3 separate regions of the Homo sapiens genome follow, and regions 2 and 3 are each linked to region 1. The links are chromatin contacts, found by Hi-C or POLR2A ChIA-PET in ENCODE. All regions are on one chromosome and are shown on one strand. Each heading gives the region's core, a stretch centred on a gene start or an enhancer-like site at or near the end of the contact. The rest is flanking DNA. Distances are from core to core; before and after follow the strand shown. Region 1 has its middle 23 kb from the start of ZNF80. Region 2 has its middle 120 kb from the start of SNORD155. Region 3 holds the start of NEPRO-AS1 (NEPRO antisense RNA 1).

Region 1 (4,057 bases), core at 743-3,242:
ACCACAAGTGAGCCCTTAGTGTAGCGTGGCAGCCTACTCTATTTCCCTAGTCAACTCACTTTTCCAGGACTATTTCACATCTTCCTCTCTCTCTTCAAATCTCCAACACATTCTTTTCCTCCACACTGTCAGCTGATAACTTTGCTTCCTACTTCACTGAGAAAATCGGAGCAATTAGAAAAAGAACTTGCACAAGTTTCTACCCTCACATCTTTCTACACTATGTCCATGCGTTTACCTTCACTCCTGCTGCTCTGGATGAACTGTGTATTTTCTACCTAAAGCCAACCCCTCCACTTTGCACCAGATCCCAACCCCTCACGCCACCCAAGGACATTGCTTTAGCATCATCTATTTTCCTTCTCTACTGAATCAGAACTAGAATAATGTGAGAATAATTAATAACATGGATCAGAATAACGTGATGCTATTTCTCCAATCAAAACCACAAACAACAACAGCAACAAGAAATTTCCCTGGGATTCCACTCCTAAGTCAAACGACTCCATTTCTTTCCCCCTTGCAGCAAACTTCTTAAAATGGTTGTTCTTACTCTCTCTCTCATTCTTCTTGTCTTCTGTTGAAGACATCTCAAGTAGGCTTTTGTTCCCTCCACAGCATCTCTATAATATTCTATCTGAAATATTATACATTTACTTGTTTATTTATTTGCATTTCTACACCTTCACTAGAACCAAAATTACAGGAAAATGTGGAATGGCTCTTTCCTCAGCATCTAGAATAATGTCAAGTTCACAGTGGGCACTCCCTTAAATACATTTTGAGTGGAGGAATGAGTTTGGGATTTGAACCCATGCAGTGTGGCTCCAGTGTCATTAAGTCAGAATGGTGGAAGAGGGGCATCCTTCTCACCAGGGACTCCAAGAACTATTTGAGAATTGGTAAGGTTGGAAGTCTCCCCTAGTAAGGGCAGAGCCAAAAAAAACAAAAGCTGTTTATTATAACCCTATCTTGCCCCATCTCTGATAGGCTGAGAAACCCACGTTACACATCTGTGTTAATGTGAGAGCTGCAAAACACCCCTGTATCCTGAGAAGATGTGGTTTAACTTGACGTGTAACGGCATCCGCAGATACTATAGGGTACTTATGAGTCTTGTGTTGGTTTGCTGGTTTTTTTTTTAACTCACTAAATTCTATTTTAACAACCATGTGCTCACCCCACCTCCTGACCTAAGGTATTTTCCTTATCTGAGCACACCTGTGCTTGTTCCTAGGTAAATCTGGGCCAATGCAGAGTACTGTCTGCACTGCTTAGTTGGTAAATGTGTCTGTAGCATGACTATCATCACAACTGCCATCTGAGCAGCAGAGCCAGATGGAATCAGACCACTCATTGGTCTACTGAGGTAAGGATGGGCTTTTTAGCTCTGCTCTCTCTTAGAAACAAAAACAAACAAATCAAAAGACTAACTTTTTTTTTTTTTGCATTCACCTAGACTATTATGCCAGAACTTGCGTAAGAAAAACACTTCTTTCCGACCCCTGTAGTGATCAACTGATGCCTTCAAGCAGGAAACCTGATTGCCCTCATCTCAGGCTGAGTCTGTTTTATCAATCACAAAGTGACTCAACCCTTTTTTAAAAGCCAGCTGTGACCATTGACTCTGTGACCTCCTGTGGTGGTGAATTCAGTTTAAAAAATAATAATGTTAAAATAACAAAGCTTATTGAAGCTATTATGCTTCAATGCTCCACCCTTTGGGGGCTAAAGGAAATAAAGCAAGTTGGCCAGACCTGAGGAGTTGATGATACACATTTTCCTCCCCCAGAAGCATCTTGTAACTTGTCCCACACCAGCAGTGACTTCCCAGTATGGCGTTTCTCCCCGCTGCTCCCATCAGCAAGAGCGTGCTGACACATGGGCTGATGAGCAGTGCCGAGACTTATGGAGTGTGTCCTTCCTGCTTCGAACCTCACAGCCTGTCATCCTCTGTTGTCACACGCTCTTGCTCATTCGCTCGCTGCTCACACTAATCTAGAAGATGATCAAAGAAAAACTCCACTGACTCACCCCTGCCTGGACCAGCGCAGGGATTGGTCAAGCGTGCGCATTAAATATTACCAGATTCTAATCTATTATTTTCACCCGCTTGCTTGCTCTCTCACTCGTACTCTCTCACTTCCTCTCTCTCATTTTTTTTCAAAAAATAAATAAATGAATTCTGGGTTGGCTGAAGATTTCAGCAATGTGAGTGCTGTGCAGATGGATCCTGCTGAAGCTGGTGCTGGCTCTCTAGGGAGTAGCATGAAATGCTGGTTTTCAAAACCTGAGCAGCGTGTAAATGGCAGCTAAAAAGGAAATGCAGATTGGTGCTGAGTGTTAATTGTCTCTTCCTCTCTTCTTCACACACTTCAGAGACTGTGTGGTGGCAGGAGACAGGAAAGCAGGCCTGCCCCCTCGTGGGGTGGGCTTTTTTTTTTTTTTTTTCTCAAGCTGGACTGAGAGAATAACAACACCTAGAGTCCAAGTCAAAACATGGAATGGGTTTTTTTTTTCTTTCAAGTTTTCATCTGATGAAAGTCCGGGAGGTGGCACCGAGCTTGTAATGAAAGTAAGAGTCTGCTGAGAATGAGTCGATGAGGTGTGACACAGAAAGGGGAAGCAGGATGTCTTTGTTTTGAAATGACAGGCGATAAGCTATGGGGGTGCCTGGTGAGATTTTAGTCCATAACTAGGTAGCAACTTGTCAAATGCAGGCCCCTTAAATGCATCACAAGAATTCTCACTTGAGATGATTTCAATTCTAGCTCTGCGTGTGTGAGTGTGTGAGTGTATGCATGCACGCATAGCAAAACATAATTGAATGCCAAAAAACATTGTCATGTCCTGTTAAGGGTACAATTGTAATCACACTGGAACGAGAGCTCTAATTTCCTCCATTGCTTTCCTCGCTTAGGCAGTGACAAGGTCAGGTTTATGACCACAGCCCAGGCTCAGAGCCATTTATTTTCATCCCTGAAGACTCATGTTAGCCTTCTCCCAAGATGTTAATCAAGCAGAATCTTGATTGACTGTCTTTTCTTTTTACGTTTTTGTCTAGATGAAGTGGGGTCATTTGAATTTGTGCAGTTTTGAATAAGATGGGGGCAATAGAGAAGCAACTGGGAAAATTGACTAGCCTTTGGCAAGGAGAACAGAAGAATCTGGAATCCTTTTTTAAAATCATGAAATTCCTGTGCCCCACCTGAGTCACTGTAACCTGTACCTGCTGATGCCTCATTTCTCCATGCATTTATGAAAAGGCTGTGACTCCCTGCTGTTGTCGTGTGGTGCCAACATCATTCCAGCTTGCCAGTTGGAGACAAAAGATAAGCAACCACAAATGAAAACACATTATTGTCTGGATCCATTCTCACCTTCATGGCCAGGAATGTGAAGGTGAGCTGGTCCCCGCCCCTGCACTTCACTGGCAAGACCAAGGAGAGTGCAGTGGACGCTCTCCAAAAACATTGCTTCCTACTACTGCTGCTTGTAATGGAAGTAAGAGTCTGCTGAGAATGCTCATCTCAGGCTGAGCCATGTGTTTCCCATGGCAGCCTCTCTTGGCCCCTGTTCCTAACCAGGACAGAAAGAGATCTCAGCCTGGGATGGGCTGGATCTTGCTCCTAGCACAAAGTGTACTCACTCAAGCCGTGTGAGAAGAAGACAAGGAATGTCCTTTCAAGAAATTGCCTAGAATGCCAATTGGGGGAGGATGCAAGTAGGCTGGACCATCCTGGCTGGCCCCACCCCATGAAAGACCTTTCCTGACTAGAAATGGGGCTCAGATACGGGGCACAGTACTGGGCAGCCAGGTCTCTTTCCTCAGAACCATCTCCTGACTCTGATTCGTCACTTGCCCAGCCACCTTCTATCGATAGTCCAATTCCTCAAATCTAATTCCTTCCACAAAGGGCAGTGGCCCCCACATGCACGTCATCTCCACAGAGTTACCATAGAGTAACTACAAATAAAAGGGAGTAGTGGCGATTGCTATTGAAGAAGATGTTGGCTAATGGGCTCTAAAGCATGACTCAGTCTTCCCAAGCCTGTG
Region 2 (4,057 bases), core at 650-3,149, 1.6 Mb before region 1:
TCTCTATGCAATCACACAGATAGGCAACCACCTCTCAGTATGCCAAAATAAGCTGTACTGACCAAAATATTTTCATGAAACCATTTGTTACGGTAAATGAGTTTGGGCATTACTGCCCACGCCCATATGCAATGATTTATCTTCTGCCAAAACAATTTTTATCATCCTGTCCAGACTTTCTAAATGTGGCCCCCCACACACATACTTGTGTGGGGGGTAATGTTGGCAAAATAGTAACCAAGAATGGGGTATAGAAAATCCCTTTTAACCTTTTTGCCACCATAACAAGCTATAGCCTAACACAGATCCTGCAAAAACTCTCTCTTTCTTTTGTTCTTCTAGGGAAAATGAAAGGATTAGGTCAAGAGTTACAGATGTGATCCAGAAGAACCTTTTTTTGTGGCTATTTGTGGCTGTTGGGGCTTTGTTTTGCTTGTTTGTTGATGAGTAGGTGGCAGAAGCCTTTTCAAGAGTGTTTGTCACGTACATTTGGATTCTGAGCAGCTACTGGTCTATTTCCCAAAGGACAAGTGAGCCCACAGAGGTCAGTGGAGAGAGGGAGAGAGTGTGTGTGTGCATGCTCATGAAACGTGGATCAGAATAACAAAAGCAGATGTAGCTGATGGCAGAGGGGCAAGGCTGGAGTTAATAAACCAGCACGCACAGAGGGTTCTGTCAGATGCAGGGAATGCATGACATAATTGTTTCTGCCTCTAATGATCTCAGTGATGTGGGAGACATGAGAATATTAAAACAAGACAGAAAAACGGAAACTCATTTCTAGCAGCTGCCAAACAAAATGGGACGTAAAGCAGGAGAGAGGTATATTGAAATGTTCACAAGGTTCACTTCACCAAAATGAAACTTTACCTCTCACGGATGTCAAATCCTCACCTCTCTCTCATGCAGAAGTCCCCTCCCATTTCCCATCAAACTGTTGCTCCCTGCATTCTTTCTGCATCCTTCCCTGTCACTCTCTTCCCTCGTCACTGTCACTTTGCCTCTCTTGCTTTTTAATCTCTTTCATTTTTCCCCTTCCTTCCTCCCTTCTCCATTATCCTGTCACCACAAACATGCTCTTACAGTTGTTCTCCCCCCTTCCCTCTCTCTCTCTCACACGCGTACACGCACACAAGAACATACACGCACAGACCACACCCCTTCTCATTCATTAGTAATCAACCTGGGAGCCACATCTCCTAATCCCAGCAGTTGAATGGAGCTGTAAAAATGCTCCCTTTGAAAAACACCCAGAAGTGACGCTCCCCGGGCTGCAGGTGGGCGGTGGTGTCGGCGCTGCTGCGATGCTTGCTCCTGCCACGAGGGGGCAGCAGTGCGCGCCGAACGCCGCGCTGCCCGTCGGCGCAGGGAAGGCGGCGCGGACGGCTGCTCACCCGGTGTCACCCGTCACCGCGGCTGACAGCCTGCGTCAGGATTCCGCCCGCGTCCCAGGCGAGCACGGAGGGGCGCAGAGAATAAGCAAACGATTTCTGATGAGTGCGGGCGGGGTGAATTCCGCCTCGGGCTAGTACAGATAGATCTTTTCCAGAAACAAAGGAGTGAGTCAGGCCGCCTGTGAGTCGAGAAGGGAGAGAGGCAGGGCTGGGCGCGACCGCTCGGCCCGGCCGCCTAGCTTCTCCCCGCCCGCCTACCTGCGCCCTCCCTCCTGCCCTGCGGCCCGCGCACCCCCCGCCCACCCGCTCGCGCTGCTGCGGGGCTCCTTCCCCAGGCAGCTGCAGGCGCCGCCCGGTCGGGAGGAAGCTAGAAGGCGGTGTTGCTTGGCCACCTGGGGGCGGGGATGGAGCCGGCCTGCAGAGAGGGAGCGCGGGTGTGTTGGGGGCAGGGTGGGTTTGCAGCCTTTCCTAGGGGTGCGGCTTCCAGCAGTGACGGCAGGGTGAACTCGGCGGCAGGGGGCGGCAACGCTTCTGTCAACCGGCAGCCTCCGCGTGGCTGGGTACTAGAGCTCTGCACATGTTTGTCATAGGTCAGCTCCCCCGACACGCGCGCGCACACGGGGTCCTGGGGTCTTGTTGCGATTCCGCCCCCTTTTACTCCAAAAGAGAGGTAACAGCGTCAACAAGCAGAATAATAAAAAGCGTTTATCGAGTGCTACGCGCAAGGCAGGCTCTGTTTTTACAGTAAATCTATTATTAATTTTAATAAAATGATAGTAAATAATAACAATATGCCCAAATGATGCTGATTGATAACTATCTTATTTCCTTCGTTTTAAGTTGAGAGGATGCAGAAGTATTTTTTTTTCTTTTTCAAGAAGATAGCTAGGTCTGGTTCTCCCTATTTCCAGAGGAGCAAGATGCCTTTATATTTACTCGTGTTGGAAAAACTAGGGTTATAACTACTGTTGGACAGGATTCAGCCTCCGGGCTGTTTTCCCTCCGTGCATTTTTTTTGTTTTCTTTTGAGACGGCGTTTCGCTCTTGTTGCCCAGGCTGGAGTGCAATGGCGCAATCTAGGCTCACTGCAACCTCTGCTTCCCAGGTTCAAGCGATTCTGCTGCCTCAGCCTCCTGAGTAGCTGGTACTACAGGCGTGCGCCACCACGCCCGGGAAATTTTTGTATTTTTAGTAGAGACGGAGTTTCACCATGTTGACCAGGCTAGTCTCGAACTCCTGACCTCAGGTGATCCGCCTGCCTCGGCTTCCCAAAGTGCTGGGATTACAGGTGTGAGTCACCGTGCCCGCTCCGTGCATATTTTTTAAGTGGGAATTTTCATGTAACTGTCCCAATTTACAGCATCCCTTGAACAAGAGAACATCTAGAGACTTGACCTAAATGGTAACCCCATTGGTGGGAGTTGAGGAGCTGTTACTGCCATTAGAAGGGGCAAGTGGCTCTCCAGTTTGCCACAGTACCCACCTTGCCCTAATACGGACTGTTATTACTTGAAGCTGCACCCCTGGGGGAGGGCTACAAGTCAACCCTTTCTTCCCTAACACACACACACACACACACACACACTCACTCTCTCACACAATCTGTCTCTCAATCTCTCCTTTATTTATAAAAGTAAATATTAGACCATAAGTTTCACGAGAGAAGGAATTGTGTCTTATATTTCTTTTGAATCCCTCATAGAAATTCACTGATCTGGACATATTGTAGATACCGCTAAGAACTGCTGAATGGAAATCTGTTGAATAAAATGAGCAATGGAACATTATTTAAACTGTCAGGCTACCACAGATATTGCATCCATTATTTTTAAGGACTATAAAAACATTCATACAAGGCACAACAATTTCTGCTACACGTGCATGCATAAACAGAATTTGATGTTGAAAGCAAAAAAATGTACAACAAAATTAATGTATATGTACTTAATTATAAAAATAAACATTTTTGTTCCTTAGTAATCAGACACAGTAATAGTCTGAGAAATACTAAAGAATGATAGAACTACTCTTTTGTAAGCATTTCAATCTATAGCAAGTTTTGAGCCTGCTATAGAGGTAAAAGAGATATGATGTGATAAAAATGTAAATCAAAATCATAGTGAAAAATAAACTAATATTCTTTTATACTGTATGGAAACTCTAGCTATGCGATACTACATTGCATATGTATCAGTTATAGTTCTATTAGGGAAGTAGAACCATTGTGAGTGATATAAAACCAGGGATTTATTATAGGGTTTAGATTCTATGCAATTATGAGAATGTGTTAAGTAGTCTAAGGCCTCTGCATCTACTCTTGGGCGTGAAGTCTGCAGGGCTGACGATCAAGAAGGAAAGATGCATACGAAATGGATACAGCAAAGAAAAAATGAAACTCATAGTTGTTTCTCATGGCCTCCATGTAAATGACTTGCAGCATAAACTGACGCTTTTCACCAAGGAAACATACACATACCTAGCCAGGGATTCAGAGAAGCAGAAGCAGGGGTATCTAGCAGGACTTGAAGGAGCCCATGCCAACAGGGTGAACCAGCAGATCAGTGACAACTTAGGTGAGCCTGGTTTCACACCCACCTTCAAATCATAAAGATAGTTGGTGCTTCTTTTCTGCCTTCCAGATCTTGTTCATTTTTTCCTTGTGG
Region 3 (4,057 bases), core at 866-3,365, 1.2 Mb after region 1:
GTTCCCACAATGTAATTATAAACTGCTGATGTACTGTTTCTTTGTCAAGCAGAAGGAGATAACTTCAGGGTCATAAGAATAGTTTGCAGAAGGAATGAATTCCTGGAAGGACATTGCAACCAGCTGCCATGTACATACGGCTGCACAAGGTGTTACCTGAAATGGAAGAAACACAGACTTTTCCCTTGGATTCCTTGAAACTCCCTCTCCATTACTCTCTAGCTCCATAAAAACTCCCTGCTTCTTTTTTGTTACTGTGGATCTGAGAGATCTTGCTCTCTTGCCCTCTAACTTTGGTCAAATCGAATAAATATTTCTCTGTCTCCAAGCACCAGTATCTCAATATTTGGCATCAGCTGCCCATCGGGTACATGAGCCTGAATTTGGAGTTCTAAAACAGATGTGATTAAGTTAAAGATTCTGAGATGGAGTGACTATCCTGATTATCTTGATGGGCTCAATGTAATCACAAGGGTGTTTTTAAGAGGGAGGCAGGCAGGAGGGTGAGAGAGACAGAGGAAGAGGAGGAGACTGAAAAATGTCATGCTGACAATGAAGGTGGAGGATAGTGAAATGAGCCAAGGAATGAAGGCAGCCTCTAGAAGCTGGAAAAGGAAAGGAAATGAATTCTTCCCTAGAGATTCCGGAAGGAACCAGCCCTGCCAACTTCAGTCCATTGAAATTAATTTTGGACTTCTGACCTCCAGAAATGTAAAATAACTTCTACTTATTTCAAGCCATTAGGTTTGTCGTAATTGGTTACAGCAGCAATAGAAAACTAATACATAGGCCAACATAGGGCACTGTGGTAACACATTAAAGGGGCCTCTGTATCAAGTTATGGAGTGAGGACGGGGTGTTTAGGAAGAATTACCCCAAGTGACGACCCCAGAGCTGAGGAAAGGAGATTGTGTTTCCGAGGATGACCCAGGTAGAGTAGGTAGATGTGTAAAGGCGCACAGAAAGAGCATGGAAAGTGTTTCAATAAAGTAAGACTGCTTGCATGAAATAGTAGTAATAACATCAACAATATTAACTATGGTAAATGTTCATTGTTTGTATGCCAGGAGTGCCTTGGCATTTTACAAGTCTGTGAGATTGATACTATTATTATCATCTTCATTTTACCCACAGGGATACTAAGGTCTGGAGGAGGAGGTAAGTAAATTTCCTGAGATCACCGAGCTAGTAAACAGCAAAGCTAGAACTAGAACCTTGGCAGTCTGTTTCCAAAACTCACTGTTTTTCTAATACGTTACTGTGGGAGTGTTAAGAACTTAAGGGGGCATTAGCATGGCTGAGGATAAATGAATTATTAGAAAGATATTAATGAGGTAAGGATCACTAGAGCTTGGAATATGATCTTGTCTTGGAGACTGACAAAAGTGGGAATGACTGACAGGTGTCTTCCAAGTTTCTTTGATGTGATCTCGGTTTTGCTGTGGTTCAAGACATAAAGGAGCCTTCCTTTACCACTCAAAGCAAATCACTGCTTCTTCGCTACAAATTCCACACCTTGCACAAACCTCTTCATTTCATTTCTTCCTTTTTCCCCTAATGTCTGAGGCAGAGTTGGGGGTAAAAGCACCAACTCAATTCTGGGCCTCATTTTCCATATTTGTAAAATGCCTAGAAGTATTTAACAGTTCCAAACTTGGTTGTGCTTCCGAATCCCCTGCGCTAAGTTTAAACAAAACGCAGATTCCTCATCGCATTCTCAGAGATTCTGTTGGTTAGTATTGGGATGGGGCCTTTTTTCCCCCATGATTCTACGCGGCCACGTGTTGGTAACCAATATACAGATGACTGGGTCCTTCCCAGTCCCACGCGTTTACTCGATGAAGGCAGCCTCCCGCCGGGCTCCTGGCCCCGCCCGAGCCCCACCCCCTGCTCCCTTCCGGCCCGGACTGGGTCCCATCGCCCCACCTCCGGTCGCTGGACGTGCTCTCGCGTAGCTCCGCCTTTCGTAAGTCCCCCCGCCTCGCATGATGGCTGCGGTGCCGCCGGGCCTGGAGCCGTGGAACCGTGTGAGAATCCCTAAGGCGGGGAACCGCAGCGCAGTGACAGTGCAGAACCCCGGCGCGGCCCTTGGTGAGTGAGGCGCCGGGCGAGGATGGGGGAACGTTTCCGGGGGAGGCCGCCAGGCCCAGCCGGCGCATGTGGGCGGGGGTGGTACCGGGACTTCCCGGCCCGGGGGACGCTGGGAAGGGGCGCGGGGCACGTAGGGGTCGAGCGGTCCCAGCACTTTGCTGGTGTAGCTTGTAGGGCCTCTGGCTTCGCATTCCTTCATTGAACCAGCTGTGCTAACCCAGGGCTTGGCTGGAGAGATGAAAGACCAAGGCTCAGCCGTGCGCTGAGGGGGCGGAGAGAGGTGGACTCAGCTGGTGCCGGGGAACAGTGCTGCCTGGGAACCCTTGCTCACCCGGGTCTTCGGAGTCTTGTTTACCCTTCCGTCCATTTCCCCTTTCCTTCTTTTTCCTGTACCCGAGGAGCGGTGGACGTCACCTAAGCACTGGGACTCAAACTGCAATCTTTTCGGACCTCTATCTGCTTATCTGTGAAATGGAGTTAGTCCTCCTACTCCTCACAGGGGCGTTGGGAATATCTAATGATGTAATTTAGGAGACAGTGCGCTGTAAACGACGGTGTTTTGCCACCTAAATGGGTGGTATTTGTTAGGGTGAAGGGCATATAGTAGGTAGGAGCCTGGCGCAGGAGCCAGGTTGTTTGGGTTTGAATACTAGCTCTACCCTTTGCTGGAGCTTGAAGGAGTCATTGAACCTTTCTGTGCCTCACTGATCTCACTTTCAAATGGAGATAAAAGCACCTTCCTCATAGGGCTGTTTGGGGGGATGAAAGAGTTGATAATGTAGAGAAAGCATTTGGAACACTGCCTGGCATGGTAAATGAACACTCAAATGGAAGCTGTTATGAATATTAAATACGTAGCTCCGGGGCCCAAGGGAGAGAATACAGTCATGGGTTCTTTGTTTCCGGTTGGGCTGGTAAAGCCCTTTCCTCATCCCTCTTTTCACTAGAGACAAACTAAAAACCATGGCTTTAAGCTGCAAAAAGCCTAAAACAAAACAGAACAGAACAACAAAATAAGGCGGGTTGGACAAGCTTGACTTAGATCATCACATCCCCTTTCCCATATATCCATCCTACACACTTTACAGATTATCCCATCTATCCTTCCTACACACTTTACAGATTAATCTTCCCTCTTTCTCTATTCAAAAATTCTTTAACAACTCCTATTAGGCCTGGGAAATTCACCAACTCACTACCCATCCCCGAGGCAGCCCATTCTGTCTTCAGGTAGTTGTTGGGACAGTAAGAAAATTCTTGTTAGGTAGCAACCAGCCTTTACTTCCATTTAGAATGCTAGTGCTGCCTTTAGAGCCATAAATAACACATGAACTACATCTTAGGGACTTCTACAGATTTTCAGACTAGGAAGCATCTGCTGATGAGCACCCGGTGTTCATCAAATAATACGATTTCCAGTTACTGTGGTGGTTTTTCTTTTCTGAATATGTTTGTGTCTCTCATAAAGTGATATCCAAACACAGAAGCCTTGATTTTGAAGACTGTGAATTTATTCATTCTGTCTTGCTTTCGGGCATAGCGACATGGGGAGTTAGAGAGTTATTACACATGTTGTGACATGTGCCCTACCTTCAAGGTGGGGGTTAAGTGTACACATGAGGCGTAAGTGTACACCAAATGACTGACAGCAAAGTATTCATATGAAAGATTATTAAACCATGATAAAATGCAATGCAAAGATACAGCTTCTTGTTTTACAGATGTTCTCTTAATGATTTCCTGGACTTTATATCATCTGTTACCATTTTCCAACTTCTCTTATACTTAGAATCCTTACGTTCTTACAGTTGAGACTGATTACATTAGTTTTTGATTCCTTTAAAACAAATAAGGAAAGATGCTTTTTTTAGTGTGTTTTTAATATAATATACTTACTGTAGAAATACATACTAAATCTTATTAGATGTCTCTGCTTCAGACCTTTGCATTGCAGCTGTAATTAAAG

Evidence for each region. Hi-C counts contacts between places; a loop is a spot of excess contacts on that map. ChIA-PET counts read pairs that join two places held with the same protein, here RNA polymerase II (POLR2A). Pooled maps may share reads with other maps.
Region 2: a loop to region 1 is called in a map of B cell, with 10 times the contacts of the local background. The contact joins two enhancer-like sites. A Hi-C loop is called at or near these places in 6 of 168 maps with a recorded cell type or tissue (B cell, CD4-positive, alpha-beta memory T cell, CD8-positive, alpha-beta T cell and 1 more), 1 of 37 single-sample maps with no recorded cell type and 12 of 50 pooled maps. POLR2A ChIA-PET finds 5 or more read pairs at or near these places in 2 of 52 experiments (CD4-positive, alpha-beta T cell and activated naive CD8-positive, alpha-beta T cell).
Region 3: a map of naive thymus-derived CD4-positive, alpha-beta T cell shows a loop between it and region 1 (6-fold over the local background). The contact joins the promoter of NEPRO-AS1 here to the enhancer-like site in region 1. A Hi-C loop is called at or near these places in 1 of 168 maps with a recorded cell type or tissue (naive thymus-derived CD4-positive, alpha-beta T cell) and 9 of 50 pooled maps. POLR2A ChIA-PET finds 5 or more read pairs at or near these places in 2 of 52 experiments (activated T-cell and naive thymus-derived CD8-positive, alpha-beta T cell).

What each region holds. Positions count from the first base shown.
Region 1 is chr3:114,212,251-114,216,307 of GRCh38, reverse strand. No RefSeq gene overlaps it. Among named protein-coding and RNA genes, the nearest start is that of ZNF80, 23 kb to the left of the region's middle. RefSeq lists an enhancer at 1,899-2,572. Within about 2 kb of position 1,992, at least 12 of the 41 ENCODE cell types and tissues checked have a DNase peak (open chromatin) inside an H3K27ac peak, as active enhancers do; they include B cell, CD4-positive, alpha-beta T cell and CD8-positive, alpha-beta T cell, where a contact is called at or near this core.
Region 2 is chr3:115,781,938-115,785,994 of GRCh38, reverse strand. No RefSeq gene overlaps it. Among named protein-coding and RNA genes, the nearest start is that of SNORD155, 120 kb to the left of the region's middle. RefSeq lists enhancers at 741-1,419, 1,451-1,951 and a silencer at 1,661-1,710. Within about 2 kb of position 1,899, at least 38 of the 41 ENCODE cell types and tissues checked have a DNase peak (open chromatin) inside an H3K27ac peak, as active enhancers do; they include B cell, CD4-positive, alpha-beta T cell and CD8-positive, alpha-beta T cell, where a contact is called at or near this core.
Region 3 is chr3:113,017,576-113,021,632 of GRCh38, reverse strand. NEPRO-AS1 (NEPRO antisense RNA 1) reads right to left here and starts at 2,115. Exons shown (of 3, transcript NR_186663.1): 1 at 1,927-2,115. It overlaps RMP64 (ribonuclease MRP subunit p64), which reads left to right and starts at 1,962. Exons shown (of 9, transcript NM_015412.4): 1 at 1,962-2,091; 2 at 4,031-4,057. The coding sequence starts at 1,986. RefSeq lists a silencer at 2,174-2,283 and an enhancer at 2,444-2,513.